6 separate regions of the Mus musculus genome follow, and regions 1, 2, 3, 4 and 5 are each linked to region 6. The links are chromatin loops, found by intact Hi-C in ENCODE. Cell type or tissue: left cerebral cortex. All regions are shown on one strand.

The links. A loop is a pair of places that touch in the nucleus more often than their neighbours do. Peaks named below come from ENCODE experiments on the same cell type or tissue, not always from the same donor. Only the 100,000 strongest peaks of a DNase experiment are listed, where the experiment ranks them.
Region 1: it touches region 6 in a loop (2.0-fold over the local background); 2 of 42 quality-filtered maps call a loop at or near these places.
Region 2: a loop joins it to region 6, with 2.8 times the contacts of the local background. A loop is called at or near these places in 8 of 42 quality-filtered maps.
Region 3: it touches region 6 in a loop (2.4-fold over the local background); 5 of 42 quality-filtered maps call a loop at or near these places.
Region 4: it touches region 6 in a loop (2.0-fold over the local background); 2 of 42 quality-filtered maps call a loop at or near these places.
Region 5: a loop joins it to region 6, with 2.9 times the contacts of the local background. A loop is called at or near these places in 8 of 42 quality-filtered maps.

What each region holds. Positions count from the first base shown.
Region 1 is chr2:113,017,515-113,022,514 of GRCm38, forward strand. The region is part of intron 2 of Ryr3 (ryanodine receptor 3); the gene reads right to left. Among named protein-coding and RNA genes, the nearest start is that of Ryr3, 200 kb to the right of the region's middle. In left cerebral cortex, no CTCF peak of the experiment used is centred here; a DNase peak (open chromatin) is centred at 2,581.
Region 2 is chr2:112,813,708-112,818,707 of GRCm38, forward strand. The region is part of intron 38 of Ryr3 (ryanodine receptor 3); the gene reads right to left. Among named protein-coding and RNA genes, the nearest start is that of Gm22676, 320 kb to the left of the region's middle. In left cerebral cortex, no CTCF peak of the experiment used is centred here; a DNase peak (open chromatin) is centred at 2,430.
Region 3 is chr2:112,819,988-112,824,987 of GRCm38, forward strand. The region is part of intron 38 of Ryr3 (ryanodine receptor 3); the gene reads right to left. Among named protein-coding and RNA genes, the nearest start is that of Gm22676, 320 kb to the left of the region's middle. In left cerebral cortex, a CTCF peak has its summit at 2,963 (motif pointing right); DNase peaks (open chromatin) are centred at 696 and 2,921.
Region 4 is chr2:113,006,738-113,011,737 of GRCm38, forward strand. The region is part of intron 2 of Ryr3 (ryanodine receptor 3); the gene reads right to left. Among named protein-coding and RNA genes, the nearest start is that of Ryr3, 210 kb to the right of the region's middle. In left cerebral cortex, no CTCF peak of the experiment used is centred here; DNase peaks (open chromatin) are centred at 2,516 and 2,795.
Region 5 is chr2:112,797,812-112,802,811 of GRCm38, forward strand. It overlaps Ryr3 (ryanodine receptor 3), which reads right to left. Exons shown (of 104, transcript NM_001319156.1): 41 at 3,492-3,621; 42 at 2,174-2,277. Among named protein-coding and RNA genes, the nearest start is that of Gm22676, 300 kb to the left of the region's middle. In left cerebral cortex, a CTCF peak has its summit at 2,349 (motif pointing right); DNase peaks (open chromatin) are centred at 2,348, 3,662 and 4,840.
Region 6 is chr2:113,214,823-113,219,822 of GRCm38, forward strand. It overlaps Ryr3 (ryanodine receptor 3), which reads right to left and starts at 2,261. Exons shown (of 104, transcript NM_001319156.1): 1 at 2,118-2,261. The coding sequence starts at 2,168. In left cerebral cortex, a CTCF peak has its summit at 2,589; DNase peaks (open chromatin) are centred at 1,595, 1,764, 2,118 and 2,486; H3K4me3 peaks cover 1,979 bases; H3K27ac peaks cover 1,416 bases.

The sequences.
Region 1 (5,000 bases), 200 kb before region 6:
TCTGGATGCCTAGAAGCGCTCTTGTGGAAATTCCTTCTTTACAACAGGATTTTTATATCTGACATCCCTGGGTCTTAGCTAATGGTGGAGGAATATGATGCCAGTAAGAGTAATATGCTCTGAATGAATATTCAAAATAAACTTTTCCGAGGCAGTGGGGGCAACACACAGCATTTTAAAGATGAAAAGGTGTGGATTGATGGCTATATGCAAGTGAGGGCAGGCACAAGATAAGGTGAGAGCCTGTGATTGGCCAGTGGAAAAGGTAGGCCGGTGGAGATTTTTGGAGACTGCAGGAGAGCATAGAAAGAGAGGGAAGAAAGGACGATTCCGATTCCATGTTGCTTTAAAGAGCCACAGGTATCTATGCATATCATATAAGGGATGGATAATTGCAGGACAATTTGTCTTATCTAGGCGGGCAACTTATACCAATATCAATTAGCTCTGAGTAAATTGTGTGGACGTTTTGTGGGGTGAGCATTTACTGATATAAATCTGACTTGTAATTCCAAGCCTCTAGAGTCTTGATTTTACCGGGTTACGGGGATTTGGAACTGCTGACCACAGGGGTTGGATGGCTGGGAATGTGAGCAGAGTCTGAGTCAGAGAACTGAGAGATGGGCGGTCTCTGCTTGGGGCTAGCCATGGAGGCAGTGGGGTCTCCGGTGCCCAAGAGTAGCCAGTGAGAGCAGGATGGTGCAATTTTTAAATATTTCCTGCAACAGAAAGGCAGCCAGGTACTATTCATATGGACTTATGCTTCCTCATAAAGGTACAGATCTGTTCACTGGCTGTTTGTATAAACAGTGCTATGTGGTCAAAGGCTTGAGTATGTTGTTATCAGAATATCTGAAAAGTGAATAGAGGAATTCCAGAAAAGAGAACCATCACAGGTTACTGTCAAGGGTTTGAATATTGGTTCAGGATATACTGTAAGGTATGCCAAGAAAAACAACTGTTGGAATGCCAACTATGAGCAAAGACTCAAGCATCTACTAAGCTCTAGGGTGGCGAAATTTGGTGTTGAAGAGGGGCTTAGAAAACAAAGACTTTTTATTGAAGCCCAGAAAAATTAAATTCCACACATAAGAAGTATACTCTAAAGTGTGTGTGTGTGGGGGGGGGGAAGGAAGCTAAAATACACCAGGGCAGTATAAGAACAAGTAGGAGACCCATCCATAATTTAACTACTTTCTAAAACAAGATACAATCTTCCAGGGGAAGATAAAAGGAAGCAGAATAATTACAAAAGTACAATGTCCAGAATACAGCTATGTTTCTTAAAAAGACACTAAAAGGAAAAAAAGCATCAGGAAGCCTGAGGCTGAAGTAGTAAAGCGTAAGGCTAGCCTATGCTACTCAGTGGATGGTGAGGCCAACCTCTGCTACACAATGGAACCCTGTTTTTGTTTGTTTGTTTGTCATTTCAAATGCTATCCCAAAAGCTCGCTATACCCTCCCTCCGCCCCGCTCCCCTACCCACCCACTCCCGCTTCTTGGCCCCGGCACCCTGGTTTTTAAAAAGAGAAACATGAGAGATAAGAACAATCAGGCAACCACCAGAAACAGTTATTAAAAACTAATACTTAAGGGCTTTAAATAATTATTATAAACATAAATTTGTAGGAAAAAATGGAATGGTCAGTGAATAGAAAATCTCAGGAGAACGTGCAGAGCTCTAACGTAACATTTAAAAACAAGGGATCAAGGGATCAGCAGTTAAGAGCATTGATATCTCTTCCAGATAGCATGGGGTTGATTCCCAGTGCCCATATAGTGACTCATAACCATCTGTAACTCCAGTTCCAGAGATCTGATGCCGCCTTCTGCCCTCCACCAGCATGTCACACATGTGAGACAGGAAAAACACCCACACACATCAAGAAAATCTCAAAAACTTCAATTTAAAGCTAAAATTATCTAAAATAAAAATTTCTTAAAGAGGTTTAATATTTATAATAATTAGACAATTGAGAAACATAAAACAAAACGTAAAATAAATCAATAGGAAGTAAACTAAAAGAGAAGTTAAATAAATAAATAGGAAATAAATCTAAAGGATAAGTTAAAATATGTCAAGAATGAACACGTAGGCAATAATTGTGGAGCAATCTAAAACAACCTATCTTGTAAGTCACTGGTTTCAGAAAGAGAGTAAGCTGAAATATTTAAAGTCATAATGCCCCCTTGTCCCCATTCCAAAGTTGACAAAATAAAATAACTTAGAGAGCCATAACACTCAGAAAAACTCAAGTGGATAAATCTAATGTAAACCATCTTCACGTACATCTTTCAAATTGCTAAAAATCAAAGATAAAGAAAAATAGTGAAACCTTCTACAGAACAAGACTTATTAGACAGAGAAGAAGAATGGTATTAAAAATGAGAGCCAACGTCTCATTAGAAACAGCAGAGGACAGATGACCGTGAACAATCATCTCTAAAGTGCTGAAAGAAAATAAAGTGAAGCTGAGGCTCTACATCCTAAGAAAATAGCCCCTAACAGTAAGGACAAAACGGAGAGCTTTCAGTGGAACACGGTGTGGGCGGCTTTGTTTCCAGCACAGCTGCAGGAGAAGAAATACAGAAGGCTTCCTTCAAACTGAAGGGAAACGCTGCCAAATAGAAATCTGCGCACCTAGAGAAAAGTAGGAAAAGCACTAAGAATGTAATTATGCTGATATAAAGACTCCTTTCCTCTTTTATTCTTTCTTTAAAAGACAACTGGCTATACTAAGAATGTAGGGTATGACATCTTATACCATGTGAAAATAACATACCTAGCAACAGCACAAAGGACTTTTTTAAGGCAGTGCAGTATTGAGAGAAGGGAGACTATGACTCATTAAGGATTTTTATCTTGTTCTTAAAGAAACTGCTCAAAGCTTACACATAAAATGGTATAAGTATATGTATAAGTACACAGAATCACACACCTGTAATCCTAACACTTAGATACAAGAAGAGCTAGAGCTTTGCTTATCACAATAAATGTAAATAGACTGGACATTTTATTAAACAGTACAGGTTTTTAAATGGAGCAGGACTGTTTTTTTTTTAATATAAAGAAAACATTTCAAAAACAGTCACATAAAGACAAAATCATGTTGGAAACAAAGTAATAGAAAATGAACCATGCTAAGGGGAAGAGTAAAAATGTTTCTAACTATATTGATATCAATCAAAGTATTACAAGACCAAGGATAAATAGAATTATTTGGTAAGAAAGTGATTAATTTATCAATAACCAGTAAAACTCCTAAATGTATTTGTGCCTAATAATAGAACTTTAAAGGCTGTGAAATGAGGCAGACAGAACTGGAGGGAGAAATCACTAAGTGAGTTTTCCACAGCGCTTTACAGTGATTTGCAGAACAAGAAGATCAAAGATCAAATTCACTATTAATATGCCATTATTTGGGTACTAGGATAAACCACCTTGGTATTCATAAAACATTCTGTCCAATGGCTTCAGAATACAGTTGTGCATCTACAACATGAGGCATTTACCAAAATAGACCATACATACACAGGGCTAGAAAATGAGTCCAAATAAAAATCAAAGACTAAACATCTACAGAATCAGTTTTCTGAGTACATTGGAATTAGAAAACAGTATCATTTGAAACAGTATCAGTTCATTTTGCTTCTTAAAAATGTCTACTCACTGCCTAATCCTTTTGTGGTGGGTGGTTTGAATGAAGATGGGCTCCAAAGGTTCATATGTTTGAATAGTCTCTAGTTGGCAGAGTTGCTTTGGGAAGAGTTAGATGGTGTGGCCTTGTTGGAGAAAATGTATCACTAGGAGTGGGATTTGAGGTTTTAAAAGCCCACACCAGGACCAGTCTCTCCCCATTCCCTCTCTGCCTCCTACTTATGGATCAGATGTAAGCTCTTAGCTGAGCCCTAGTACCATGCCTGCTTGTTCGCTTTACTGCTTCCCACCATAGTTCTGGACTCAGCCTCGGAAACTGTAAGCAAGTTCCCAATTAAATGTGTTCTTTATAAGTTGCTTCGGCCATGTTTTTTCTTCACAGCATGAGAAAAATACCTAAGACACTTTTATATCTGACTTTCTTTTTCTGGTTATCCTTACTTTTTTCCTTGAAATGTCCCAATGCAAATGTCCCAATCCTCAAATTCATGCTTTGGTAATATAGTTTTAATTAATTTAATTCATTACAGGAGCATTTTAACTGAGTGAGTCAGCATTTCCTAAGCCTCTGATGTGTGTCTGGTCCTGTGAAATGGATTGTAAAGGCTTATAGCACTTAGGATGTACAAGGCACTGGTACAAATCTCTTCCTAATTACAAACTCATATGCCTCCTTAATAGTTCTATCGGGTGAATGGGTACATCCTTTTTATTTTTGTAGGCTAACATGTAAAGTAATGGCTCTATTATGGCATTTTTGATACACATACGTCATTACATTTTGTTCTGATTCACCCCACCTCCCACTGTCTTCTGACATTTTTTGCTGTTCCTGTTCCTTCTCACAAAACTATACCTTCTTCTGCTTTCATGTCACATGTATTCCATTACACTCTCCTCGCCAAAGATCTTTATCTGCATTCTCATGCTTTCTTTTATATTTTAATAAATATGTATATGTATTAATGAATTTCTATACCTGTACGTAGAGTCTGTATATGAAAGAAAACATGATATTTGTCTAATATATTTAACATAATCTGTTTCCCTATAAATGCCCAGTTTCCATTTTCCTCATGGAGGAATAAAGTTTCATTATATCACATTTCCTTTTATTCACCTTTTTCACCCATCTTCTGATAGGCATCAGAACTAATTCCAATTTTTGTGATCACAGAGTACAGCGATAAATGTGGAAGTCTAAGTATCTCTATGGTTAGACTTAAGAGTCCTGTGCATACTTGGGATGGTATAGTTGAGTCATGTGACAGCTCTATTTTTAGTCACTGTAGGAACCTCTACACTGATTTCTATAGTGGGTTACCCTTGTACCAGCAGAGTG
Region 2 (5,000 bases), 400 kb before region 6:
TTCCCTGATGAGATTATTATTATTAATACTCTAATGCATTTAATTTTTGCAATTAGTGTAATTACACATAGGCAACTTACTCAGATACATGACTGACACGTCACATTTAAAATGATTATTCAAGCTATCTCACAGGGCCGTACGCTGAAGGCACTGTGTTTCTTAGAAAGACTTAACACTCCAGGGAACATGGGGGATGACAATAGTTTCTTCACTCCCTGACTTTTGCACTAGTCCTGTGTTCTGCAAAAGAAACAGAGTGTCTTCCCATCCGAGCTTGATTTAGGACACCCACTTGGGAGTGTCTGATTCAGTTGTTTCCTGTGCACCACCAGTCATTTTAGAACCTGCTCCTTTGATTTCAGAACTCTAAGCTGTCCATATGTGACCCTTACAGGAAAAATCACGAATCATCTACCATTGTCACAAGACCTCTCCTTTAACTACCACAAATAAAAAAGGGTCATTTGCTCTCATGGTGCAGGTTTCCGTCTTACAACTGCAGGGGTCTAGAACTTTCAAATCCTTTTCTGAATATATTTTTTCTTTTCTCTCCAAATTTAGATCACAAGGCAAATGGTCATCACTCGATGAACTCCATGCTTCCTATCAAAGGGAATGTGATGGCCACTGGCAAAGCAAATCCCACACCTGTACTGTTAAATTGCTGAGAATAGTCTTAAATCTGGGACAGCTTGGAAGAAACAAATTCCAATTACACCGAGGAGATAGAATAAACGAAACTACACTGTACTGAGGTTAATAATGTACTGAGGTTTATAATGTTCGCAGTACAATGGAACAGAAAATTCTGTGTATTTAAACAATGTGTACCTATTTAAAATCCCAGGTGATTGAAAGTCAGCCTGTGGTATGCTGTAGACAACCAGAGGCATGAACAGGTGTGGATAGTTTCCAAGGGAAGGCTACCTGTTTGTATTCTAAGAGGGCAAAGAAAGAGGATGGATCTCATTGGCTGGGGAAGTGGAGAGGAATTCAGAGGAGCTGGGGAAGGGGAAACTATAATCAAAATATAATGTATTAAAAAACTATTTTCTTTTTTAAAAAGATTTTATTTATTTATTATATGTAAGTATGCTGTAGCTGTCTTCAGAACTCATTAAGGATGGTTGTGAGCCACCATGTGGTTGCTGGGAATTGAACTCAGGACCTCTGGAAGAGCAGTCAGTGCTCTTAACCACTGAGCCATCTCTCCATTTTCAATTAAGAAAAAAAAGCATATATAGGAGACGATGATTTACTATATCAGTTCAGCACTTGCCAACAGCCTCTGATAGGCCCCCAGCTTAAGAGGCTGTCATGGCGATGGTGGTAGTAATTGTATTTTTGAACTCTGCTTTCTGTTTTCCTATTATTCTTAGATTGAACAATGGACCCCCATCCACTAAAAGACCTCCATATCCCAATCTGCAGAAGTTGTGTTACCTCACAGGGCAAAAGGGACGCGGCAGATAACACTAACTGAGAGATTCTGAGTCAGAGGGATTACTGTGGATGACTTGGGGGCTTATTTCATCCCAAGAGTCTTTGAGAGAAGAGGTGAGAGAGTCAGCGGGTCTTAGTGGGGATGTTCTCTACCCCACTAAGAAGGCCGTGGTCCTCTAGAAGGTCAAAGGGCAAGAACTGACCCTCTAGGAGGGCAATCAGGCTCAGTCACTTCAGTTTGATAACCTCTGAAACTGTAAGGTAGTAAGTTTGTGCTGTTAGGGGTGTTGGTAGGTTTGTGGTTACTTGCTACAGAAGTGATTAGGAAGCTTGCACACTGTGATTCTAGGTCTTGAGTAGAGAATTTTTAAAACTTTTTGAGGCTAAGACTCTCATCAGGTTGTTCAAAAAGCTGAGGTCTTCATCCAACTGGCCCAGAGCTTAAAGCTAAGCCAGACTTAACATTAAGCACAAAGAATAGCTGTGGACTGATGGACAGCACGTAGAGATCATACAAAGTGCTTGCTATCTTTTTCATGAAGCCAGGTTTGCCTCTACCTCTGAAAATCAAATGCCATTACAACCTACATCCTACTGAGCCCCTCCACTGAGAAAGGGGTGATGCTGCAGGCGATAGACAGCATATACACCACCATGTAGAACTCACCTGGCTCTTCTGTCTTAAGAGTATTTAAGTCCCTGCTTGGGTAGGGTCCCTCTCTACTCTGTGGTTAATATTTCTCAAGGATCCAACTTTATTTCAAGCATAGGTTCTATCAACTTGAGTCACTCAGAATCTATTTTTTAGATCAAGTTGTCTGGTGCATCATGGATTGGCTTTTGACCAACTTTTCTAGTCAATCAAAGGTGGTCACAGAGCCTGTAGAACAGCAGGAGAAGCTGTCTTGCTCATCATCCTTTTGACACAGTAAGGAATATATTTGAAGCCCATTAAGACTGTAGCTGGCATCCCACTGCTCATCTAAAAACAAAGTTGGAACAAGTGGACTGTGGGAAGTGGGCACAGCTACTGGCTCAATCCATCCCAGCAGATGGCTCCATCTCTAACTCTACAGTTACGTCCGTTGGTGTGGCCCCTCTCTGCCTCCTCTCCCATAGCTGGGTTTTCTGTTTCTCGTTTGCTAAAAGCACTGACATGCTAAATGTGGAAAGTTCATATGGCCTATGCTTTTTACACTCAATGCAGAAGCTTAGGTGAATGAGGAGTTCTAGCCTCAGAGTATTAAAGTCAGCACTATTTTATCAAACCCTTCTTCGTTACTTTTCTTTTACATATAAAGAAAACAAACACAGAGAGGCTAAGGACTTACCTAACATCACAGTTATTAAACGGTGATGCCCCAGGCTGTTAGAATCTATTCCTTGTATTTTATCATTTCGAGTTATTTACCTTCATAACCCTCCGAAAAATAGATATTTTATTAGTACCTTAAACTTACATTATGCCTACTGTCTAGACACTCTCTTAATAAGTCATGAAATAGAATCAGATGTAAAATCCTGAAACCTATAAAGCTTTAGTTCTTTTTCCTGACATTCTTGGTCAGATTACTTTCTTAGAATCTCATTTTCTTTACCAATAAAATAAAATCACCCTATAAAATTCCTCTTGGAGTACAGTAGTAAAATCCCTGGGCAGGGCCAGCTGTGTGTCCTCAGACAAGTCAACCACCTCTCTGTGTCTCTGTCTGCATCTGAAAGTATATGTCTATGAGATGTGCTGTGCTCTTGAAAGAGTGGTAATAATTTATTCAAGCGGCAAATGAAAGCCTGTAGCTTCACTGGGCTAAATGGGTAAGCAGCAAGATTTTACTACCACTTTTAGTGTCCAATTTCAATGTTATTCAGCTTGCTTTTCCTACGAGTAAAGCCTAAGATTGAAGAAATAAAACAAAATCTCAAAATTCCAGCAGTTCCTGATGCCAGTAAGTGGCCATTATCAAAGCGTCAGTGCACACCACTAATCACCTAGATGGGGGAGTTGAGCTCTGGGAACCGCATGGCCTTTGTTGTGATGATTGTCCTGATTGCTTGTGGAGAGGAAACTGTCTGTCAGAGGTCACATGGCATGGTCACATATTCTCCATTCAGCTACCAAGGTTTACAGGGGAAGGGATTCCTATCCTATGTGTTCTCTATCTTGGAGCTTCTTCAGGTCAAACATACCAAATGATCAAGTATCTATTGCTTAGCAATGCAGAAAGCCAGGGGAAAGTTAGATCCATGAACATCAAGGTCTCAACTTTAGGCAAGTTAATCAGGTCAATTTCTCTGTGCTTCTCCAATGTTTCTCTGGCCCAACATCTACAGTTGGGACCCATTTACCTTATTTAACAAGACCACAGGCTGGGAATGACACTTCAAGGTGGTCTGAAAGGAAAGCAAAAGCCTGTAAGATTCTGGCACATTGTTCTTGGGTAACTACCGTGTCTAATGTGTGTTCCTGGATCCCAAAGAACATCCACTGGTGCTGAGGTTGGCTGAGGGCTCTCAGCATCAGCACATGCCCCGGCTCTCCACGTACTTTTGGGATGTACATACTTGTTTTTATCTGTTCTGGCTTCCCTAGCCTAGGAATAGGGCAAGACTTTCAGCTCCTTGCCAGTTATCACACTTCTTTTGCAATCATTATAGCCACATGCTAGCTAGCATTTCCTGCGTGTTCAGCAACGTATTAAGTCCTACACTGGAATTAACAGTCAGTCCCCATCACCATCACCTAAGGACAGAAAGGACAGATGTCATAGTGAACACATTTCCCTATCGTCATGGCTCTTACAGCTTAATCCTCCCTTTACATTTTGTTTAAGTAAAGAACATTTCAATTTCTTGAACAGAAGTGGGTTCTTGTAAATAGTACGTCTGCTAAGGCACCCAAGGGAGTGAGAGATACGCATGGGATGTGGAGGGCTTTGGCTGTTTATAACAGACTATGGACTCCACAACTGAGTCACACTAGACTGGCTACCTTGGAGCCTAGCTTTCAGGGCAGACTGTGCGCAGTCATCTGGCTGCTGCTCCTGTCGGCTAAATCTGTCTCTGTATTTCCCTTCCTCTGTTTTATAGTGCATCTATGTGTGCTTGTGTACATACATGAGTTTGTGTGTGGAGGTACACGTGTATGCACAGGAGTGTGTGCATATGTGTAATCATGTCGGTGGAGGCCCTACGTCAACCCCAGGTATTGTTTACCTTGTTTCTTGAGACAGGGTCTTTCACCGGCTAATATAATATAGCTAATATAATATAGCTAATCTAGTAGGCTAGGATGTCTGGACAGGTAGCACTGGAGATCAGTCTATTTCTGCCTTACCAGGGATGAGATTATAAGCACACATCACCACACCAACATTTTCCCAAGGACTCTAGGGATCAAGCTCAGGTCTTTGGCTTCCTATATGGCTTTCTTTTGTTTCTTTGTATTTTGAAAATTTTATTGGATATTTTCTTTTATTATTAAATATTTTCTTTATTTACATCCTTTTTCCTGGTTTCCCCTCTGAAAACCCCCTATTCCCTTACCCCTCCCCCTG
Region 3 (5,000 bases), 390 kb before region 6:
AATACAGTCAGTTCTGACCCTGTATCTTTCTCAGAGCTGTGCTTCTCTGCTTCTCTTTTGCTACCCCTTTCCCTTTTATGAACTATTGTGATTACTCTGGTTCTAATAGTCCCTATTTCCTGACCAACACTTAGCTGGCCAACATCTTTAATCTTATCTTTAACCAGCATTCTCCTTCACAGTCAACATCTTATTTGTATATTCCATATTTTTACATGGCCCGTTGCTATCATCCGAGGTATAATACTGTCTGCTACAGTCCTTATTCAAGTTATATCACCCAGAACATTTCTGTCTCCTTGGCTCCAATGTCTCCCTGAATGAAATCCTTGATTGAGAGATTATTTTTCTCAAACATACTGGTGCTCCAAACAGCACCTGGAATATGGGAGGTAATCATCCAATATTTGAAATTCCACACTGTGTCAGATATGCTTTGCATATACTAAATAATCTAATCCTTATAATGACCAAGCGAGGTAAGCATTCACTCTCTTTTCACTTTACAGGCAAGAAATACTGAGACACAGAGCCAGCATGTATTTAACCTTACAGAAGCGATGCAGAGCAAGACTGGAAGACTTGGTTGTTTAACTCTCCAGTCCTGTTCATCAGAACCCTTTCATTACAATTGAGCAAACTAATGATATACAAGAAACATAAGGCTGGAGAGATGGCTCAGTGGCTAAGAGCAGTGGCTGCTCTTCCCGAGAATCTGGGTTTAATTCCCAGCACCCACACAGCAGCTCCCACAGTTACAACTGTCTGTAACTCTAGTTCCAAAGAATCCAACACCCTCACACAGGCCAGCCAAATAGCAATGCATACGAAATAAAAGTCAATTTAAAAATGAAACTTTCACAATTGTGGGATGTAAAACCATGCCAGGAAGTTTGGTAAGGTAGAGCAGGTCGAGACATCTGAGGCTTAGGTGACTTCTAGCTCCCTGCCAGACTCCTGACTTGGAGCGTGTGCCATGCTTCTCACATAAAAGAAATGTGTCCTGTGGTCATGTAGGGTCATGCTAATGAGGCACCTAGAGGCCCAGGGCTTAGCCAATAAAAGTTCCTCTTCCCAGACATTCTTTCCTACAAAAGGTATTTACTCTCAGGCCTACCCTGAGAAGTGGGGTACAGTTTTAGGCATCCATTTTCCACCATGACAATAAACTGTTTAGAACCATGGACTCTCTCTTTTCATCAAGATCTTCCATGGGGAGCCATGAAGAAGGACTCATCTACAGAGCCAAAGCCTAATCTCCAGTAGAAGGTCTCTCTGTAATCCTAGCTATAACCGCTACCAAGACTGCCTCCACCAAGATAAGGACAGTCATTCCCACTGGGACAAGCCAGAGCTCCTGGTGCCTTGGGGGCTTCCTGAAGCCTGGAGTAAGTCCAGTCAAACTCCCCATGCTCCGCCTCCACATGTAGCTGTGCCCTGTGGTGGGGCAGATGCAGGCCTACAATCCTACATACACTGCTTACAGAAGACACGGTATTTTTATATAAACAATACATATAGTGATATCAATGTCTTAGATCAATGCCACCACATAGAGTTTGGGTAAGATATTTGTCTTTAATTATAAAATAGGGATAAGAGTGTTTGCTTATGTGAGAAGCAATAGTATTTATAGAGGGGCTTATGGCACAGGGTAATGTGGGTACCACATATACACCAAATCCTTCATCTATGCAGTTACAGGGCCTTATACGGCACAAGGCCTTATACGGCAAATGAGAGCACTGTATTGGTGAACTGGGTTTTACTAGCAATCCTTTGAGGCACAGTGTTTATATCCTCACCGCATCCCATTCGGTTCCCCATAGACTCCAGCCCACCCTAACTTGTCATCCCTGGATTCAGCTTGAACTTTCCTGTCTTTTGTCATTCTTGTGCAGAGTTGTCAACACAATGCTTTTCTTTCCTATTTTATCTGCTTGTTCACATTCTTACAACACGTTTCCAACCCCTCCTCAGGACATAAATTGTAATTTTCTTTGAATTTTATTATTACAACCCAGCCTCATTACTGTAAGAGTTATCTATCCAGATCTAATTTCACTTTTATAGTCAAGGCTCCACTTTCTATGTTTGTGAGTCTTAAAGTGAATAATTTGCAATTATAGGTTAAAAATTTTAGGTCAATGGAATGAATATAGAAAAAAAATCCTCACATTAAGACTCAGTAAGGAGAGGTAAATAGAAGCCCCACATAGGGAGGGAAGTCGCTCAAAGTTCAGACATTACACGACATGCTGAGGCAAGAGGAAGAGGAGCAAGGTTAGAAGAAAGACTTCACAGAGGAAGGATCACTCTCTTCATGTTGTGTGTGTCTCTGTGTCTGTCTATCTGTCTGTCTGTCTGTCTATTTTTTCCTCTCTTGTGTGTGTGTGTGTGTGTGTGTGTGTGTGTGTGTGTGTCCATCTGGCTTAAGGAACAGCTATTTGGAAAGAATTTAGAAATTTTAGAAAGGAAGTCTAATGATATTGCCTGAGCCATCATGAGATTTATTTTCTAAAATTTCTAAATTCTAAATCCACAGAGCCCCTTCTATTGGTGTGGTGAACTCATTTGGTATTCATTTGTACCAGAGCCCAGGCCTTATTCTGGTTATAAAGAACACTTTTCTCTCCTCAGGAGTGTTCATAAATAAGCTGTAGCATTCAACTGGAGAGAATTTTGGTTTAGAGCTGTTATACCATTCAGTGACAAGGCAAATGCTTCCTCAAGTAGCAGCTTTGGGACTTGATGGGACTCCTCTGGTCTGGGCTATATCAGAGGAGTGGCAGAGGAAAGCAAGCATGTCCGGGGAAAAGAATGCCAGCTCAGGGCTGTGAGAGGGAGGCAGTGTTTGTGCAAACAGCACAGGCTGAGAACAGAAGGCATCGTACCTCCTTCAGACAGACTCATTCCTACATCTAGTTCTTAACACTGCTCTTCACTGCTGTATTACAGTGGGTCAGCACAAGGTCTCTCATGTCAGCAGGGGGCCCTGTCTCCTTTGCTTGCATTGCTTGAGAGACTAAATATCCTTTGAGGCATTTTACAGAGAAGATGAGGAAAATAATCTCCCACGGAGAAGGCATAGGTACATCACATTTTATCTGTAAAATCTGATAGCTGATTTTCTTTTCTTAACTTTAGAATTCAAGAGAAACAGCTGCTTGATCTCTTCTGGAGAAATAACTCAGTTGCTACAGCTACCCATTTATATTTAAAGAAATTCTGTTTTAACGGCAGCTTGCAGTCCAGTCTTAGCATGCAAGCGCTCTCTCTTACGAATTTGCTAGACAGAGACATAAAAATATGACCTGGTATGATGGGCTATTGCTATATTATTTCATTATTATATAGCTCTTTGATAATAGGGACAGTTTTCATTGGTGCCACGACTTGTAGTTAATTTCAGCAAATCTCTTTAACACAGAGCTACTTAGCAGCATTCAAATGAATGTCAGAACAGTATTGTTCTCCCTTTCCTGAGACCATCTGATCCTCACCAACTGCTCAGAAAAGCAAATTTCAGGGAGGGGTTACCACCACCTCACCTGGCGGCTTCTAGTCCAAATCTTTGGCATCACTGACTTTTAAGCGCTAAAATTCTGCATGCTTTTGGGCTCTGACTTTCATTGCCAATGATGACTCAGAGCAGTTATTAATCTGCTCAGACATAGGAAACAGCATGGCACTGTAGGAAGAGAAGAAATTTTTGACCTGAAGGGAAGTCATAGCTTCACTTGACTCAGTTATCTCAGTTAACCAGTGGCCAGGAAAAATTTCTGGATCCAAGAAAGAAAGGAATCATTGAACTGGTATCTCTTGATTCTTTTGACTCCTATTTCCCTCACTTGAATAATGAAGAAATGAAGATGCTAACATCATTAATAACATTAGTAACTAGTATATGTGGAGGTGTTTGGTAAATTCACTATAATCACCTAAATTCTTTTTATTTTGTGAAGATGAATCACATAAGGAATGACATAGGCAAGTTATCACTAATTAATAGGATTTTAACCATTTTTACAATTGGCTATGGTAAAGGAATTTTAATTTAGCAACATGGCTATTCTGGTAAGGGATTGCATTCAAAGGTCTATGTGATCTGGCTGAAAGCAGCCATGTTTGAAATTAAAGGGCAGACAAAGTGTATGGATTCTATCCAAAAAGACAGAACATGATCTGTCTGCTCTGGTGCTGAGGTACAGTTGTGTAGGAAGTAATCCCTGGTGTTTGAACCCCTCCCTCCACAGAAGGAGTAGGAAGTAATCCCTGGTGTTTGAACCCCTCCCTCCACAGAAGGAGTAGGAAGTAATCCCTGGTGTTTGAACCCCTCCCTCCACAGAAGGAGTAGGAAGTAATTCCTGGTGTTTGAACCCCTTCCTCCACAGAAGGAGACTGTTCAGAGGCAGATGATGAATGATTTCATCTGACTGACTCGGTTCACTTAACATGACATGGTCACTTTGTGGGATCCCTATCCATAAGACACTGTCAAAAAAAGCATCCACTTCCAGAATCCATTCGCAGCAGGTTATATAGGAGATATGTGGGTCAGTACAAGCTATTAGCACTTATTTGGTGGCAACCACAGAGAGTCTCTAGTCACTTTTTTTGTGGGGTGGGGGCTCTACAATCCAATCGGCTTGAGTTTATCAAAGCCAAAACATGTGCATGGCTATGGGATAGGACTGACCAGGACTGCCAGAGCCATGTTACCATATGTTCTCTCAGAGGATTGAAAGCTTCCACTGATAAATTGGAATAATCTACTCCCCTCAGAGACATTCTAACAAAGATGGGCGATTAATATAAGGGCAATAAGATGTGTGAACCCCCAAAGTGGTGTTTCCACCTATCATATCTTGACAGTCTATTTCTCTAGTAGATGATCTGAAAGTGATTTCCAAGATAGATAGGTGTAGGGAATAAGATAAAAAGTAATGACATTAAACCTGGGACATTTTTTTCTTCTTTAGACAAATGATAAATTTGCC
Region 4 (5,000 bases), 210 kb before region 6:
AAGAAAAGTATATGGTGAGTTAGGCTTTTTCTTAGCTTCTGAATTTCTAAGAAAATACAAACAAACCAACAGTGTGTTTTATAACCACATTTAGAAGTAGGTCAGTTGAGATATAGAGGAATTTGACAACAAGTAAGCAAAGAAGTATGTATACAACCTATCAATCCAGCTGTCTCTCTGTGTATCATCTGTCTGGATGTCCATCAACCAGCCAACTTACCATCTATACATTTTATATGTATCAATGTACCTATCTACATAGCTTGTGCCAAAGATTGAACTAAATGTCCTTTAAGTATAATTTAATTTAACTCTTATCTCAAAGCCCCATTGGGGATGAGATTGCAGCATTTTATTTATGAGGAAACTGAAACTCAGAAAGGCTGAAAGGCTTCCTGTCAACCACATCGCTATTCTAAGTATATAAACCTATGTGGTACAATATAGCAATTTGTTCTCTGTCTCTCTGTCTCGTCTCTCTCTCTCTCTCTCTCTCTCTCTCTCTGTCTCTCTCTCTGAGTCTGTCTGTCTCTCTGTGTCTCTGCCTCTGTCTCTCAGTGTGTGTGCGTGTGTATGTATACAATATGCAGTGATCAAATCAGAGTAGTTAAAAAGTTTCATCTCTACAAACACTTTAAATTTTTATTAACATGTAATAGTTATGCTTATAAATTGGGAGCAGGGTCATATTTAAAACAGGTATACCAGCCGGACATGGTTGGCGCACGCCTTTAATCCCAGCACTCTGGAGGCAGAGGCAGGCAGATCTCTGAGTTTGAGGCCAGCCTGGTCTACAGAGTGAGTTCCAGGACAGCCAGGGATATACAGAGAAACCCTGTCTCAAACAAACAAACAATCAAACGCCCAGGTATACCATGTGCACTAATCAATTCAGGTAAAGTTAAGGTTTTCATTTCATTACTTTGTCTTGGGGACCAAGAAGCTCCTGTCTTCCAGTTATTCATAAAATTTTATCAACTTATTATGAACGATTTTCTCTCCATCATTATTTGGATCATTTATCTTTTAAATTTCAAACCCAAGTTTTCAACTCACTCTGCATCAGTATCCCAGAGGAGAAAATGAACTTTGTAGAATTCTAATCTCAGTAGGCCACCTGTCTCTCAAATCTCATGCTTTAAAATGAAAGTCGGAATTTCATACTAGTTATTATTATTATTATCTCAGAATGGCTTGTCCAGTATGCACTGGTCACTGGGAATGTAAAAGTGCAGACTGAAAATTCCTGGCAGGTAATATTGTATCTGGCTTTGTGAAGTTCTAAAGTCGAAGACCAGTTATCTAGGTAAGCTTTCTATTTATTCCAAGAGGCAATTAAACTCTGCCGATGATGGACCAAGTTCCAAACATAGAATATTTGTAAATGCTAAGTCTGTTACATCCTGATTTGGAAGAGAGTTTGCCTCTTTCTGTTAAGAACTATAATCAAGAAATAAAGTAAAAATGTATAAAAACTTGTTATTAAATTGGTTTAGCTACAGTAAAGGATAGTGAGTCTTTTAAAAGATATATATTCATGTATGTATGTACACTATTCAAAAAACTTGAACTCTAAGGTTTTACTTGGCCATTTCTCTCCAATCTAAAGGAACATAAAATTGAAACTTATAGATAGAATGCTTTAGCAGAGATAGTCAGGAAGAAATCAAAATGAGGCAAAGAAATCTTTGTGATGGTTGGGGAACCTACCACTGGGATGCAATGCTGTCAGTAAAAGCCAGACTCTAGGGCCTTAGTGACTCTCAGGTGACTGAGCTGTCCCGAGAACCACAACACCAGGTGAGCCTGGAAATTGAAGCAGCCACAGACAGAGTAGAGCCTGCAGGTGCTGCACGGGCCATAGTTCACTCTAACCCAAGAGAGAATATTCAGATAGAAAGGCCTGGAGTATGCTAATCATGTGCAAAGGGAAAGAACACTATCAAATGCCAGGACGTGTTGCTCATTAACAAAATAAAATTAAAGATCTTATGACAGCAAGCTTCAGTAAACATGTACTTTGAAAGGATGCTTGCTGAAACATTTAAGAGATGCCACTGTCACTGGGAAGCAAGGAACCAAAAATTCAGGGAGAGTAAATTCCCACAAAAGTCTTACTGGGAAAAACCAATCTAATGTGATAAGTGAGGAAAAGCTGCTTATGACATGCTCAGACACCTTAGCTGTCTGAACCATTCTGGTGGACAGAGCCAGTGAAGTCCAGAGAGAATATTTACAAACGTTAAGCGATGGTGATGTTTGTGATACCAATTTCTCTTGGAAATGCCCAGGGATTTTTTTCTTTTAAACAAAAGCCAATGTAAATATTAGTTCGCTCTGGAAATACTACTGCAAAGACATGGTTGCTCAGTAATCTCCTGGGGAAGGCTGCCACACACCATACTTCTGGGACCTGTCTCCAGGAGACAACTGCAGTAAGAGTAAGCCGTATGACTGTGAGGTGGGTCTCTGACTCATAGTCGAGAGATTCTGCAGAACAACAGAACCAAATAGGCAAAAGCAGGTCCCGAAACGCTGCTTCACAATTTAGAGCCTTTTTAAAGTCACTTCACTTCTCAAGCATAAAAGCTTACGTCAAATAACTAACCCCGTCAGGAGGGATCCTCTCTGACACGGCTGTAGCTAGAAGGAACACTGAGGTACCCTGGAAACCAGCATTCTGCCAAACATCCACACTTTCTGGCAGTTAGGGACAGTGTTATCAAGTGTCTGTGGAAATCAATGCTGCAAATCTCATGCTCTTAAAAATAAGAAAGAGGGGGAGAGAGCCAAGGAATAGGAGAAAAAAACCCATGCTGGGCAGCTGGTTTATAAAATGTCTTCTGGGAAAAGCATAAGTGACAGGTTGCATGGTTGATTTGGTTCTCTATTGAGCCAACGTTTTCCTCCTGCCTGGCAGTACATGGCTGGCATGTTAAACAACTAAGCTGCCAATAGATGGCAACTTGAAAACTTGTGGCATCTAGGAAGGCAAGCTGTACTGGTAAGCAGCCCTAATACCTATAGCTGATGTGAAGCGATCGCTAAAGCACTGACTTGGCTATGGCTCCAAAATACATGAAAATGTATAAAACGAATATAGAATATGCAAGGTGTAAAATTGGAACTTACACCTGTGGATAGCTCGGGTCCTACAGCAGGTTCTGTAGATGCCTAACAGGCACCTGGCATCCCTGGCTTTCTAGCTGTCACCTGGCATTGTGGAGAGATATTCTGTAGGTGCTTTTCTGAAGAGCGTACACATCCAAAACGTACTGAAAACTAGAATGGAAGAAAGGCAGATTTTTCCAATAAGAGGCAGGCTTGTGGATCAGTTAGGGGGTCTGAACGTCCATCCGGGAGAAAGGTGAGGCACAGGGTGGTGGGATTGGGATAACAAAAGCTAACAAACATGGGGAGACTGATGGAGTACAGCTAAGTGAAAAGGGGAGAAACAAGGTCTAGCTTCAAGTTAATGCCTTAAACTTCCATTAGTGTTCATAGGGGGCACAGGGAACACCATTCCCCTTCCCACATATTCACTTAACCTTGTGTCCTAGTTATGATTGCTCTTGCTGTAGAGTGAAACACCGTGACCAAAAGTAACTTGGGAAGGAACGGCTTATGCATCCCAAGTCACAGTCCACTGAGGGAAGCCAGGGCACAGACCCAAATAGGGTAGAGACACGGATCCAGGTCTTTCTGCATCAAAGCCACCAATGAATGCTGCTTACTGGGTTCTATCCATGGCTTGCTCATCTGGCTTTCTTACAGCACTGAGCACCACCAACCCAGAGGTGGCACCATCCACAATGGGCTGGACCCTTCCACATCCTTACTGACTTGCCTAACATCTTATCTTACAGAGGCAATCTCTCAGCTGAGGTTCCCTCCCCTCACATGACTCAAGTTTATATCAAGTTGACATAAAAACAGCCAGGACAGCTCTCTTCCTTTTGGGTAGTAATGAAGTTGTTTCTAGAGACTACAGAAAGCACACTGAGGCTTTTCTCTCCTGACATTAAGTGGATGTTCCCAGAAGCAGCGGGACGAGGGAATGTAGAGTGCTTGGCCTTCTGGTTGCATAACAGAAAGAAGCTAGAGAATAGCATGAGGTCCCCAGCAGAGCTGAGATGGTGGCACACTGGAGCAGAGGGCTGGCAGGAGACAGGCACTACCCTCTCCTCATAGCTGCATGGCTCTTCAGTACTACTTGCTGCTCTGGGAGCATCTTCCAGGCCCTGCCTGGCCCTGACTGCTATATTAGAGCTCCACGAGACTCACAGACACAGGACAGATGTGGACAAAAAGCTTGAGGCAACTAAGTGCTAGAACAACACCTTGGTTTCCAAATATTTAGAGCCCCATCCCCACCTCATCCCTAATTCCTTCTTCAGACTCTTAAACTGAACCAAAATTCCAAGGTAGACATACTTTTTTTTTCCCACCCCCTACATGGTATTTTTGTTTTTAGGGAAATAAGCATATGACTACAAACTGAGTTCTGGCCTTTGAGAAGTTGGCAAGAAAAAAATGGGCAGATATTCATAAAATTCACAGTGTTCTAAAGTCTTTGTGAAAATAAGTTTTGTAAATATTTTTCTCAAAGATAGAACAAGTCCTGTTATCTCTCTGCAGATAACTCAGTTTCATTCCCTTCAACTATCTACTAATATCTCAGACAAACCATCAGTTCTAGAGATTCACATTTACAAGGGGCATGTATCATTCAACATAGATAAATGTTTAAAATACAGCACAGTTAGCACTACTAGACAGTGGCTGCAGGAAGTGAGGAGGGAGTACTATGGAGGGAGAGAGGCTGGAGAGGAACAAATAACACTAAGAAAGCTGAAAAAGTAATGTAGAGGTCTACTTATTTATAAGTTCACTAAAATAGAATTAAAATGAATTTGAATGGAGGTACTGTACATGGAGAAAGAATGTTCCTCCCAGAAGCCACAAGTTATTATATAAAAATCCCAGTGGTGGCTAGAAGA
Region 5 (5,000 bases), 420 kb before region 6:
TACAAACATGCAAAACAAAATGTCCTCATCTTGAAGTTTATAAAGTGTTGTTTTGGACTGCATTCACACCCCTCTTCAACTGCATTTGACCTGTAAGCTGTGGGTTGGGCTTATCTGCAAGAGAGCCAACCCAATATTTGGTTAATGGTTGCTATTTGTCTTCCCTAGGTCTTCAAGATTTAAACACTTCTCACATCTTCTGTGTCAATATTAACTGAAGTCAGCACCCACTCATGCTTGGATTATTGAAGGTAATTCTTGGCAATTCTTGCCCCAGGTCTTGTTTCTATCCAGTTAATTTCCTTACTGAAGCCTTCTAAACCACACAACATACTGTGCTGCTCCCTTGCTGGGGGCCTTTGTGTTTCTATTACTCATGGTTCTCCAGGGATATGCCATAATATAATTAGAACAAGCATGGGATCTTGAGCTTAACTTTAATTAATTTAGTTTCCCTGTGGCACTGAGGAATGACATAGTCTCCATACCTCCATTTCCTTTCCATGACTTCTGAACAACAACAACAACAACAACAACAACAACAACAACAACAACAACAGTAATGATAAAACTTGTTCTGAGGGTCACACAAGTGAACTTCTATTATAGTAAAGTCCAATTTCTGGCCATTCCCATCATCCTTCTCACCATACTTCCTTGTACTCTATGCTTCCACCATGCTTGGTTTTCTGCTATCCTGGACATGGACTTTCCTGGCTAAACCCTAAACACTCCTGGCATGTTTCCCCAACAATATAGCTAGCTGATTAGCTTCTGCTCATCCTGTTGGAGTAATTATTTAATTCTGACCCTGGGTTTCTACCCTACCCTTGGTTATTGAGTTCCTGGATAATTAAAACACACAACCTTTATATTTACAATAAGCCTTAAGGATTATTTATGTTTAAACAGCACAATAGCTAGGCAGATGCCTAGTGTCTATGCTATTAGAATCTACTTTCCTATTGATATCCCAGGTTATTACTTATGTTTCATCTGGGCTGCTCTTAACTCCAGTTGGGCAATCTCAGGGCCACATTCTCTTGACTACTAACCCATGGTGGCTTTTCTTTTCTCCTCCTGCACTTCTTATTCCCCTTCTGGTCTTCTTCTGACCCCAAGCCCATGAAACTTAAGCCCCTCCTATGTCTCTTCTGCCCACCTATTGGCTGTTGGCATCTTTACTTACCAATCAGAAATAACTTAGTGGCGCCACTTAGTGTCTTAAGTTCAGACTCTCTCTTCTTGGAGGCCCACACTTAGCATTTCAATAAATAGCGAAAGACCAAAACTCAATACACCCCTGTCATTGCATTCTCTTAAGTGTCTGCTTTTTTCCCCTCGTTCTCTCAAAGCTGCTCACTGTAGAGTGTGGATGGCCTTTGCCCTCTACCACTCTCTTCCCACCCCATCAGGGTTGCTTTCCACATTTAGGACACAGATGGTTGGTTTTATCAGCCATTCAGTCAAGCAAGTAATTCCATCGTGGAAAGATTTCCAATCAAATACTTACTGAAGTCTCACCAAAGCACACTATGGTTATTTTCTTTTTTAATAGACTTAAACATTCCACTTACTAATTCTTAATGTAGCACCCCTAGTAAAGATATATACAATACTCGGTACCGAAAGCATAGACCTTTCTAGAGTGCTTATTCTAACTCATAGAGCATTGCATCTTTATTAACACTGGACAGACCCGCTTGGCCATCTCCACTATCAGGAACTGTATTCAGAATCCCAGTAGAGGGCAGCTACGTGCCTGTGTGCAGCATACTGACTTCACAGCTTCCTGTTAGGTCTCTTTCATATGTGGACTCATGAGTTAGATCACACGGACACATTTTCTTTAAGATCCACAGGCCTCCAAGTGATATTCCATGTAGACAGGTGGAACGAGCTTCCACCTCTGAAGAACAAAAATGTCCACACTCTTATGCCTAAGCAGCTGGCTACCTTTGCTCATACATGATCATGCATGACCATAGTGGTGCCATCTTTGCTCATATAGGATCATGTATGACTACAGTAGTGCCAGGCTCTCATAATATACCACATTTTTACTAGTATGAAGTGGGTCTGAATGCAAACTCAGACATTGGCTTGTTTATTCTGTGCGGCTGCTATTGAGTTGGGAGAAAAATAACACATTGTTTTCCCAACAACTAGTTACCTTCTCAAGATCCGGTTCTTCTAAGCCCAGTGCTAGTTCATTATTGTCCATCACAGAGGAGGCTGCCACATCCAGTGGGGTGGACCCCCTCATCGATGGGGACGCTGAGGGTGGAGCAAAAAGAAACTGGCCATTAAGGCTACCCTGGTCTGATCTGAGACTGCAGTGCACAAGCATGAACACGAGAGGGCAGCAAATACATTGAAACCTGGCCCAAGTGGCTGTTCTCAGAGGGCTGCTGGCTTTAGGAAAGTTATATTTGTTTTCCTTCCTTCTCACATGTATACTAATTAACTCGAAACTACTCTGCAGAGTGGGTTGCGACTATGTAGTTTCGAGTACCGTTGTAACACAAAACAGCTTGGGGTCTCCACTTGGTAATTACTCAAACGACTCAGAGGTTCCCTCATTGTCTGGGCTGAAATGAGTTGGAAAATCTTGGAGTTACCACTTGGAGTTTAAAAATAGTCCCCAACTGCAGGAGTTCGTAGAGTTACATTAGTGTACTAATGTTGTCTGTGATATTTATTTTTGGTTTGTTTAGCTCTTAGACTATAATTATTAAAAACTTCAAATGGCAGCTTACAAGGAGGAGGCAGAGGAGGAGGAAGAGGAGGAAGTAGAGGAACAGGAGACTATTTTAGATAGCCTGAGGTTGCATTTGATAAACGAAACAACAACAACAAAAAAGGAAACAAAAGTAAGGTTTCAGATTTCAAGTGCATGGGTTTGTGTATTCCATAATTCATTTGGTTTATATCCAACATGGTTGAGTCAGGTAACACAGTGAGTTGCTTAGCTCACAGTGGTGATGAGCTACTATTTGTCTACATCCATTATCATGTTGTTCATCCATAGCTGTTCTTGGCCAGTCTGCTACGCTGCTAAGGGCAGAATTTGCTGTTTGGCTGGTGGGCCAGGTCAGGAATGACTCCTGCAGCAAGCTTGCCAAGAAAGGATTGGATGCATGACCTTGGTCTTAAGAGCTCGGCTCACTGATCAGCTGAGTGGGCTGGGAGAGATGTTGCCCTCAGATTACATTCTCAATTCTAGACAGAATTTTAAAAAGCACAGGCCACTGGGCCTGAGAGGGGAGATTGACTCAGTCACCAATGCAGCTACTAGCAACAACTATACACAGAGTGGAGAGCTCAGACATGTTTGTACACATTTGGTTTTAGAATAGGCCGGCTCTGGTTTTGCACATACATGTATCATAGAGTACATGTGGATCCTTTCCCCTTTTCTCCTAAGTAGTCAGGAGGAAGAGTGGATGCCTGGGTCCAGAGGTGGGAATTATAATTCGTGCCACACATACCTAGACCCACACTACTGTTCTCCAGCAGGTAACTTAGATGCTCAAACATGGCCTTCTGATTTTGCCGGCTAATTCGACAGAAATAGCAAAGGAAGCGACAGCAGCTAGCAACCATCTTTGGGAAGGCAATCTGTGGGCAGAAGCAGAAGTATTAGAGAGGCAAATCTCTCACAAGGCCTTCATGAATCTTAAAAAGGAATCTTAGGTTGAAGTCGCACAAGCTATGAACTATTTGGAACATGAAGTTTTTTCTTACACCTCTTCCCCCTCAGACATTTGTAGGAGGAACAGAACACAGAATGCCTAAGAATGAGGCTTCTCAAAATATTGGATATTGGCTATAGTTCCCCAAGATCTTTCCTTCAAAGGAAAACATCCACCAATTATAACCTTATATGTTTCCTTATAAGTCCCATGAAAATGTATGAACCTGCCCATTGTTTCCAGCTGGAATGAGCAAAATTCTGAAAGGTGATATCAGAAAGAGAGTAGGGAGATCGTAGAAAAACATGGGCAGTTAGTCCATTAAACCTTGGATCCTCTGAGTCATGGGTGCCCCACGACCCCAACAGTTAAGAAAGTCTGAAAGGCAACATGCTCTGTTTCTGTGAACATGTCCCTAAGTATGTGCTCCCAACCACTGCTCTTCTGTAGGTGCCTAAGGCACTTGTCACCAGATGCACACAGGTTAGCATGGAGATGTCATCCTTCATTCCTTGATTTGTGTGCCTTCCCTGACTAACAATGTGATTCCCGTCTCTTTGCCAAGCTAGTTTGGACCTTACAGAACTCAAACAACAATGTCAGAATTCTAGAAAGACCTTAATTTTACCCCTTTAGAACCATGGGAGGGGGGGTGGTGCTCTAAGAGACAGTTCTGAAATCTACAGTCAATGAGACATCCTGATGTGCTTAGGGAAGTTCTGTGGAGAGATTTAGCTTTCCGAGAGAGAGAGAGAGAGAGAGAGAGAGAGAGAGAGAGAGAGAGAGAGAGAGAGAGAGAGACAGAGAGAGAGACAGAGAGAGAGACAGAGAGAGAGACAGAGAGAGAGACAGAGAGAGAGACAGAGAGAGAGACAGAGAGAGAGACAGAGAGAGAGACAGAGAGAGAGAGACAGAGAGACAGAGAGAGGAAGGAGGGAGAGGGAGAGACAGAGAGAGGAGAAGGAAAAGAAGAGAGAGAGAGAGAGAGAGAGAGAGAGAGAGATATTGATTTGAAACCATTCTCTATATATTACCCTCCAAAGTCATGCAGTCTAGGTCAGTTAGTAGATAAAATACACCCTGCTGCATGGAAGGACTGAGCAGCATCTGGTCCCTACCACCCACATAAAAGCAACGTGGGAATAGTGGCCCATCTGTAGTTCCAGTCTTCAGGGGCAGAGACATGGGATTCCCAGAACAATCTGTTTAGGTAGACTATCTGAATTTGTGATCTCTGGGTTCAGTGAAAGACCACTTGCCTCTATAAATAAAATGGAGAGGAATCTAGAAACATAATTTATGTCA
Region 6 (5,000 bases):
TGGGAGTTAAACTTAACATTACATAATAACAATTACCAGCAACTTGCTGGGTAGCCACAGCCAAGCCGTTTGATTTCCTGTACCTCTCTCAGTTCCAAGCAAGAATAAGATGAAGATCATACTTAAGATTACCTCATGTAAACTACCTCACAATCCTTTAAAAAAAAAATCCAGGTAATTTTGCTGAAGAAAGAATTGGTTTTGTCATACCTGGGAGTCACTCCCTGGTGACCTCAGCTCTCCTTCTGAGCTGTGCAGATACTCAGCCCTCTGCAAATGAACTATTGATCAGGGTGCTTGAGCCCCACAGAGTCTCTAGATTGGCTTTAAAAAGAGTTCCATTTACTCTGATCTCCAGAAAACTGGTGAGACAAAGTTAAACAACCACTGCCATTTTAAGCCTTGGCTACAGGTGTTCTCAACTACAACAACACTGCCCAGTACAGAGAAGGCTGGGAAGATGGCTACCGAAGCTAAGACAAGCAGCCTACATGAAATGAAGACTTGAGGTCAGGCTTCGGATCTCTAACCTTAACTCCTTGAGTCTCATCTTCAAGCTGCCTCAAGCTGCCCAAAGAAAATTTCCTCAATTATCTGTGCCTAGACTTTTAATAATAAACAAACAAACAAACAACATGGCTGAAGAGGGCACAAATCCAGAAGCACCTGTGCTGTTAGTCATTCACTATTGAGGACACCTGTTGGAGGAAAAGCAAAAGGGTCCCACGGGGCTCTGGGAAGAACAGGTAGTTTGCCGGGCCCTGAGACAGTGGGTGGGCTGTGTACAGTGTAAAGATGAACCAGGACAAAGTAGACGAGCTTCTGGCCTCTCGGACGTATTAGGAGAATGGTTGGTCTTCTCTGTCCGTCAAACAAGACCCAAGACTGAGCCTTGACCAAGGAACTGTGTTTGAAGAAGAGACAATGGAAGTAAGGATGGGTCTGAAAATTATTAGAAGGAAACTGCAAAGCAAGAGGGAACGTTCCAAAAGATGGACAGAGCAAAGTTGTCGTCCTCTATGACCAGGACAGAAAGAAGCAGGGCGCTCTTAAAAAGGACAGTGCAAGGTAAGATTTTCATTCTAATTCTCCAGACCTACCTACCTCGTCACCTAGCACTTATAAAGCATTTGTCAGTTGCAAAATATTATGGAATTCACTATTTCATTTAATTATCTTTCATGAAATGCTAGTTACATTTGCCTCCATTTTACACGAGAGGAAACTGAGGCTACGTAGAGAAGATTATATGAATTGTTCAAGGTCAGGTGGCTGAAATCAGCCCTAGGAAGCAACCTGCTGCCCCCTGTCCTTCAAGGTGGTCGACCACCTTGAGTTGTTAACTCCCGAAGGGGAAGACAGGCATAGCAGCGCTGGACTTTGCCCCGTTCCCCAAATCTGGGATGGAGCATTGCCCTCCATCCAGCGCCAAGAAGGGGACCTGATGACGCGGAGCCACAGACCGGGATTTCCCCATTCTGCAGGGTTCTTGGGAGCCTGGAGCACAAACAGTAGCTCTCACACACCCGCGGGTGAGTCAAGTAAGGTTTAGCAGCAGTTGCTGAATAGAGATTTAAAGAGAAGGGAGACGGACAGTACTGGATGAATTCCCTTCTGATCAGTCCCTACATTGCCACCAAAAGCAGGCGCCCGGTTTCCAGACCGGGATCCCCACTCTCGCCCCTGCCCCATTGGCTCCTTTCTTGACTGTCCCCTAGAGCCCAAAGGCAGCTCGAATGAGGGACCCGGCAAGGTGTGGAGGTGACAGGAGGCCGGTTGTGGAACACCTCTGATCTTCTGGGTCGGAGGAATCACAAGCCAAGCTCAGCTTGAAGTTTGAGCATCAAGGGTTTCAGACCAAGTAGCGAGTTGCCCGGAGAGCGAGCAGTCCCGGGTGGGAGACCTGAGAGTGTGAGGTGGCAGCACGGAATGAGGGGGAAAGGCTGAAGAAGGGGCCCCTTTCCACTCAGCCCCTCACCGCGGAGAGGTGGCTGGTCCGCCTCTGCAGCCTGCGAGTGCGGAGAACGCGCCCCGCACCGCGGCGCAGCGCAGCCCCTCCTCACCGCGCCGCGCTCCTCCCCACCTGCCCGCCGCCTCGCCCGGCCGCCGAGACTCACAGTCCTCAGGAACTGGATCTCATCCTCGCCTCCTTCTCCCGCTTCGGCCATGGCTCCCAGGGCGTGCGCTGCGCCCCAGCCTCGGGCGCCTCTGTTTCCCCTAGGCAGCGGCGTGCGCTGACTGCTGCTCTGCCGCTGCTCTTTCTCCTCCTCCTCCTCCTCCTCCTCCTCCTCCTCCTCCGTCCTCCTCCTCCTGCTCCTCGCTCAGCCTCAGCAGCGCCGAGCTAATCCCCGACCATATAGGGAGCTGGGCTAACACTTGACTGCACTGCAGAGCGCCAATGCCAGGCGAGCAGCCCGCCCACCCCTCTCTCCTCTCGCCCCAGCCAAGTGCGCGGCAGCCACGGACTCCGCGGACAGCGCAGCGCGGCGCGCGCCGGGCGGGTGTGGGGCAGAGCTAGGGACCCGGGCCGGAGCCGTGGAACCTCCCCCGCACCGCACGGCACCGCACATTCGGTGGAGACGCGCGCCCCGCGGCGACGGGAAGATGGCTCTTACACAAAGGCCAGTTGCTTAGATTCAGTGCCCCCAAATTGGGCACAAACCCTCTAGATTTGTCCACTTTGCACGGTGCATGTGTGTGTGTGTGTGTGTGTGTGTGTGTGTGAGAGTGTGTGTGTGTGTGTGTGTGAGAGAGAGAGAGAGAGAGAGAGAGAGAGAGAGAGAGAGAGAGAGAGAGAGAGAGAGAGAGAGTAAGTATTGGTTTCATATTTGGGTGGGAGTGCCCATCTGGAGCAGGGCGCTGACCACTCACCACCTCACCACCCATAATGGGTGTTCCTTTTTCATGCAGCAAGGAGAGACTGAGGGTGACTGCTCATCCATAACAAAGTTTGTAACCCCGTGGGTAGCTCTTCTTTAGAGAACCCATTCACTCTTTAAAATTTGATAAGGAGAGGGTACAATAATCAGAATGCACAGTACACGTGCATGAAATTGGCAAAGAACAAACTCAATAAACGTTTTGGTTTTGTTTTTTGTTTTTGTTTTTTTAATCTGATAAGGACACTACACCCCCATTGAATAGAGCTTCACTAGCCCCTGGGAGCTTCAAGAAGCTGTCCTCAATTTGGAAATCAGATGGCGTCAGAATTGTTTCTTTGTGCCCACGCTTACCCATACTCTGCACTTTAGAGCTAGCCCTCTGGACTCAGGGGAGTGTGAGGCTGCTGAGAGCACACAGTGTGTCCTAGGAGGCTACTAATCCTTACCTGACCTTGGGTGGATTTTTTAGGATTTGGGAGCAGTGAGATTGGTCCTCTAAAAGCACAGAGTGCAGGGTGTCCCTTCTGTATGCTGGTCAAGTAGTTTCTGGGCAAAACAAAAATGTTTTAAAAGAAAGTGCCTCAAGATGTAGGTGAGTAGCAGCTCTGGGTCTGAACCTACCAGCTCCTCTAAAGGCTGCCTGGAATACAGCATGCCATCCACACATTGTGGCACTTTACCTTTCATGCTTGCCTCTATGCCCAACCTTTGGATAAAGACTCTTGTCTCCATCACTGGCAAGAGTACATGTTGATAGATGAAAGGCCGAGGAACGCCATCAGCCATGGCTAGAACTTCAGCAGAACCCAGGGAACAGTGAAATACTCTCCGGGTGCTTGAACCATTGTAAGTCATCAAGGAAACCAAGAGCAGTTGACTAGAGGGGGGCCGTGTGACGGACATGGTGGCTAACTGACAGCCTATGGGGCCAGAGAAAATCTTTCCTTTTAGTCCGTTCAGCACTTTATACCTTTTTACATACAGCGTTGCTAAGTGCTATATGTATAACATCTGAAACCTGACTAATGAAATAAAATAGAGCTATATCTAATCAATACTGCTTACTTGTCCTACAACAGGGACTCTTAGGTGTGTTTTATCAACGAGAATAACAAAGCTTTAGAACATTAGAGAAAATGGCCACCATCATATAAATAAGCATCTCCTTTGCTATGCATTATTATCCATGGTGACCAGTTACCCAGATGGTGTTAATGGGGCCGGTGCTGTGTCCTCAATTCTAGGAAGGCTGGTTAGTTTCACTCAATTTGCGAGTTAAGGACCTAGCCCCTTCACTTTGACCCAAAACCTCGTAAAACCTTGTTCATTTTGCCAAAAGGAAGAAGCCATTGAATATAGAAACCAAATTATTCATGGGGACATAGAAACTAAGAGACCTCATTTGATTTAAATACTCTCTGCCCCGGTGAACCTATAGTAAACTGTATAGACCACTGAAATTAGCTTCAACGCCATTTCTCACCACCTCCAGCAATAACTAATCTTGGTTGGCACACCTGTGAAGAGGAAACCTCAGCTGAGGAATTACCTCCATCAGATTCACCTATGGCCAAGTCTGTGGGGATATTTTCTTGATTGCTAATTAATGGGAAAGGGCCCAGCCCACTGGGGGAGGGGTCGCCTTTGAAGACCCGGTCCTTGTATAAGAAAGCCAGGTGAGTTTAAGTCAGTAAACACCAGTTCTCCATGGTTTCTGTTTCAAGTTCCTATGTAAGTGTCTAGTTTGGAGTTACTACTATGGTGATAAAACACCATAACCAAAACCAACTTGGTGAAGAAAGAATTTATTTGGCTTAAGTTTTCACATCACTGTTCATCATTGAAAGAAGTCACCACAGATGTTGGAGATCATACCGTGAGAAAGTAAGCCTTTTGCAGTTTCCCACCCTAATAAGCCAAATGGCCTTGTGTTGGGAGCCAGTCACCTCCTCCTCCCTATCCCTTCCTGGCACCTAAGACTCTAAAAGTTTGAATTATAGTCCCCTCTTCCTTATCTCTTCCAGACTCCCAAGACTTCTAAGGACCTGAGTTATGTGCTGAGCCCAGCTTGACACCCCAGGCTGCCAGACTAGGGGTGGCCACATCCACAATGAGCAG